2 separate regions of the Homo sapiens genome follow, and region 1 is linked to region 2. Evidence: chromatin loops called from intact Hi-C (ENCODE). Cell type or tissue: psoas muscle. All regions are shown on one strand.

Region 1 (2,500 bases), 140 kb before region 2:
AGTGGCAGTGACAAGGTCCCACTAGTCCTTTGCCCATCTCAGATCCCTCTGCAGACCCGACGCTGGGGTACAGGCTTTTTCCCCTCCTGGGCTGTAGCCCTGGAAGTGTGGGGGCATCTGTGAGGAGCTGGGGCTCAGGGCAGCCCTGGTAGCTGAGGAGAAGGCAGCTGGGGCCACACAGGCTTGGGCCACAGCCCAGAGGGGTCATCAGGCGGCCACGGGGAAAGGACCTGTATTGTTCTGTGTGCCCTGCATTGTCAGAGAGGTCAGCATTGCACTTTGACTTTCCTCAAACACGGATAATGGCACGCCAGCCTCATGGAGACTCCCAAATGGGGATCCTGTTTCTGAGGGTGCTGGATGGGTGGTAGGCACGTCCTGTGAAGACCATGCTGGTGTTAGCTGACCGGGTCCTGAGCTAGGAGGAGGGGCCTTGGTGGAGGGGGCAGGCTTGGCCCTGCAGGGATGGGTCAGTGCTGCCCTGGTTTTCATGCAGTGAGAGGCTGACTGAGAGCAGAGTGAGCTTAAATTCCAGCACTGGTGTATCATTAGATGTGGGTGGGTAAATAGAGCACAAACGCACCTAAGCTTATTAGTCTGGTACAGCTGCTACGGTTTTTAATATTCCCTTCTAAGCCTTTTTCTTGGCATCTGTGTGAGTGTTGTTGTGCGACTGTCTACCGCGTTCCCTGCCCGCTCTCTGCTGTGTGGCTTCCGTGTTGTCTTCTGCCGGCCACTTCCCCGGGCTTTGTGGATCCGACTATGAAACAGTGATGCTGGCGCTGTCTTCCTCACATGCAGTCCTGGCTTGAGGATGTTCTGCTAGTTTTTGCCGCTGTTGCCTGCTCTGCTTAATACAGCTCTTGCTGACCCATCAGGACTTCTGGGGACCATAGCCAAGCAGAGGCTGCAGGACATGGCCTTCCAGCACCTTCTGCTCCTGCAGCGGGCGGGGCGGGAGATGGTGTCTGATGGCGGGGGCGGTGCCGGCTTGCCTGGCCGACTTACTGATCCAAGCCCTGGAGCAGCTGACCTTGGGAGGAGTTGGGGAGGAGGGGCCCCGCCCACCCAGCAGGGCTGTCTCCAGGTTGAAACGAGCTCCCAGCTGCAGCGCTGTCTGTGCGGTGCCTGGTGCCATGAGGGGAGCGGTGGCAGCAGAGCTCCATGCTCACTGGGGACCCAGCTGAGCAAGTCCCTCCTCCAGCGCCAGGGAGAGGATTTTAAAAGCTGCTACCACTGTCCCTCCACAGCCGGCAGGACCGGGATTTCTTCCTCTGTGTCTCTTGACAGCAGAGACTGCAGCATGACAAAGCCTCAGGGTCGTCGTGAGCTGCCCGACCCAAATCCCTCAGGCTGGCCACCACCACGCACACGGGGCTTCAGGGAGCGCTGGGAGGGCCAAGTGAACTGGTTTTGTTTGAAAGGTCTTTCTCATGAGAGGCTCGAGGAGAGGACGCAGCCCAGGTCTTGGGCCGGGACCCCCGCTACCACTGGGACCCCCGAGGGTTTTGCTGCTGATGGATGAAGAGGCTCCTGTGGAACTGTGGCCTCTGCTCTGCACCTGAGCCCCGGGGGTCATAGAGGTTCTTGGGGTGGACTGCGGTGCGGGGCGGCGAGGGGACCGCAAGGAGGCACTCCTTTTGGCTCCTGGCAACTCTGACCAAAAAGGCAGGCCCATGGAAAAGGCAGTTTTATCCTCTGAAAAACCTCTCTGTAGACACTCTCTTCCTTGGCTCAGAACTCACAGAGCCAGAAGGAGGAGGGGGAGGGCCTGGGGTGGGGCAGGTAGCACCGTCTGGTGTCAGAGTGAAAGCACCCTGTGGTTAGGACAGCTTCTGAGTGCTGCCCGGCCGGGAGGGTGTGTCCCTGCGACCCGGGCCCTGGGCCACCTACTGCACAGGCTGTGAGGGTGGGATGTGGGCACCGGGACTCCTGCCCTAGCCCCAGCCGCCTGTGTGAGATGGAGGTGGCAGTGCTTCCCTGCCCCTGTAACTGGGGCACCCCTGGGGTGGCTCTGCACAGGATGAATCGGCACCTCCCCCTTGGGCCATGTGTCGTTGCGTGTGAGCTGTGACCACTGCAAGGTGGCAGGGCCCTGCAGTGTCAGTGCCTCCACTGGCCATCCCCTTCGGGGCCCCCCTTAGTTCCATGGAGCAAATGTTTCCCCTGGGAACTGGGGAGAGGCTCGTGACGGCCCACCTGCCCAGCCTTCCTCCCTAGGTACCAGTTTCCATCCCCCACTGTGCTCACCTGGGGACATTCTCAGGGTGTGTGTGACGTCTGCCACCTCCAGTCCTTGTGGACAAAGAGAGTATAAGTCAACCACAGTCAATAGCTGAATCCTGTTGGTCTAGAATTTTTCACCCTGTGTGATGGTTAATACTGCCAACCTGATTGGATTGGAGGATACAAAGTATTGATCCTGGGTGTGTCTGTGTGCGTGCTGCCAAAGGATGTTAACATTTGAGTTAGTGGGCTGGGAAAGGCAGGCCCACCCTTA
Region 2 (2,500 bases):
GTGGCTCTGGGGAGGCCTGGGGCGAGAATGCAGGGAGGCTCAGAAGTGGTGGGCGTCCTTGCTGGGCCAGGGAGCCGGTCTGAGGCAGGGACTGTCCCCTCCTATCCTGCGGCCCAGACCCGGCCCCACCCCCCACCGCAGCCCTTGCTTATCTTCAGGAGTCCTGGTGTTGTCCCTAATGGCCACCAAGGCCCGCCCAACTCCACTGCCTCCTCGAAGCAGTGCAACTTGAGGTGTTGGGGTCTCCCCACCGTGGCCAGGCACCCTAAGTCTGGACAGAGACCCCAGCGCGGCCGACCCGGTAGCCAGGCCCTAGTCCTCAGGGTCCTACACCTGGGAGGAAGATCCAGAGAGGCCCTAGCTGGTACAGCAATGACCAAGGGCAGGACAGACCATGCCCCCAGTGTTCCTGGTTGGAGCCGGACGCCTGTACCACCAGGGCTAGGCGGGGAGCTGGCAGAACCCTGGGGAGGCAGCTTTATGGCATCTGTGCACTGATGCCTCCCTCCACCAGCACCCAGCCACTGCTCTTCCCACCCTCTGGACTCTGCAGTGGGAGCTCAGGGGAGGCAGGCAGGCCTCAAAGTGCCCGCCCACACTACCCCCATGCCCCAGAGTCCTGGAGGTGCTCCCAGGCCCCATAGACCCACCTCCTCCAGGAAGCCTTCCCAGATAGCAGCACCCCTACCATTCACGAGAGGAGGACCTGCTCTTCTACCCCAGGCCTCAGGGAAGAAAGGGGGTCCCGGAACAGCAGCAGGGCCAGGCAGGGCCTGTCCAGCTTCAGAGGTCCTGGCCCTCCGAATTTTAAAGGCCACCCCCAGACACCACAGCAAGTGCCTTGAATCTGCAGCCACGGCCTCTTTCATAAACTTGTTTTTCTCTTGTAAAAGTGTTTGAAAGGAAAATTTCCTCTTTTGCTTTTGGACATTTTGGGCCATAGGAAATTCATTTAACTTATAGTTGTCTGAGTTGTCTGGGGGTCTTCTGCATGCTGGGAAAACCTTTTAAAGTGAGAAAAAAAATCTACCCCACCAATTGTTCACAAATAGAATTATCTGATTTTAAATTTAAAAATAACGCTGACATTATGTTTGGTTATATAAACATTTAATTACATCTCCATGCATTTTGATTGTGCCGTCTTCTTTTCGTATTCTGGAGACAGTGTTTTCCTGAGTGTCAAACTTTTTGGAAGGCCCCCAAGAGGCCTGGCCTGGGGCCCGTGGCTGGCCAGCCGGGCAGCCAAAGCTCCACCCAGGTTCTCAGCGAGACTCTGCTACTGACCGGCTGAGACTGGGCAGGCCCTGTCTCTCCTAAGCCCTGTCTCTCTGTGGGCAGGGCCGAGGGGTTGGAGGCTCTTGCTGATTTGGAGCTGATGTTCACATTCCTGGCACTTCCTGGGCACCCCTTAGTGCCCAGCCCACTGCTGTGCAGGGCTTTGCATGCATCCTTCATGACACACCCCAACCACCCAAGAGGCAAGTACTGTCACCCCCGATTTTACAGCCCAGGAAACAGGCCCAGGGAAGCTGACAGGACTAGAATCCAGGGTGGCTTCAAGGAGAGGCACCATAGGGACTCCCCCTGGTGCCGGGACACAACCAGGCCTCTTGGTGCAGGGGAGCCAAGGCCTCGGGGGACTGGGTGCGTGCTGAGCTGGTCACAGCTCTCCAGCCCTGACCCGGGCCACCCCACTGACCTAGAACCTGCCACCCCTCAGGGCTGTGGAGATGGGGACTGTGCTGCAGGATTCTGACGGAGTGGAGGCAGGGCAGCCTCCCGCCCTGAATGCTGGTGCAGGGGACCTGGGGGCTGCTGGCAGCCCACCCAGTGACAGGAGGCCCAAGGTGGGAGGGGCAGGGTGTCAGTGGCCAAGTTTGGGGATCAGGGCCTGGTCAGCCTGGAAGTGTGGGAAAGAGGCTCTGCAGCTGCCGGGGCCTCACCAACCTTCCCTCCCTGGGTGTGTGAGGGGTGCTCCCTGAGGCTCTGCCGAGACTCAGATACCCCGAGAAGTCATGTGTGTGTGGTGGCCATGAGGAGTTTGTGGATCCTGAGTCCAGTGAAAGGAAGTTGGGGCCCAGTGGGCGCAGGAAGGCCAGGAAGCTGTCTTCTGGAGGTCTCTTTGGGGCTGGCCTTAGATACTCTCACAGATCCTGCGGGTGGGGAGTCAGCCCAGTAGCCTTTCCCAAGCCAAACCAGGAATCCTTTATTCCTATTCCGTCCTCCATATGTCCCAAGAGGCAGCACTGCCAGCCCCGTTCACAGCCAGGGAAGCTGAGGCTGTGGCAGATGGGGCAAGATAACTCAGGAAATCCAGGCAGCGGAAGACAAGCCTGCCGTGGCCTTCCACCCAAAACCGGGGAAGCCCTTCTGCATGCAGGCCCTGTCCCTTCCCTGGGAGCCCCTGCCTGGGGTGGGCTGGGGAGGGCCGTCGTGAGGGAAAGGAGACAGAGGGCGAACAACCCAAGGAGAATGTAAGGCTGGGTGGGGCTCAGAG

The links. Peaks named below come from ENCODE experiments on the same cell type or tissue, not always from the same donor. Only the 100,000 strongest peaks of a DNase experiment are listed, where the experiment ranks them.
Region 1: a loop joins it to region 2, with 2.4 times the contacts of the local background. A loop is called at or near these places in 67 of 110 quality-filtered maps.

The regions. Positions count from the first base shown.
Region 1 is chr4:2,400,816-2,403,315 of GRCh38, reverse strand. The region is part of intron 1 of ZFYVE28 (zinc finger FYVE-type containing 28); the gene reads left to right. Among named protein-coding and RNA genes, the nearest start is that of ZFYVE28, 17 kb to the left of the region's middle. RefSeq lists enhancers at 1,099-1,770, 1,891-1,950. In psoas muscle, no CTCF peak of the experiment used is centred here; a DNase peak (open chromatin) is centred at 1,105; H3K4me3 peaks cover 1,501 bases; H3K27ac peaks cover 1,667 bases.
Region 2 is chr4:2,265,159-2,267,658 of GRCh38, reverse strand. No RefSeq gene overlaps it. Among named protein-coding and RNA genes, the nearest start is that of MXD4, 4.3 kb to the right of the region's middle. RefSeq lists a cis regulatory region at 1-789. In psoas muscle, no CTCF peak of the experiment used is centred here; DNase peaks (open chromatin) are centred at 288, 1,238 and 1,768; H3K4me3 peaks cover 1,137 bases; H3K27ac peaks cover 2,146 bases.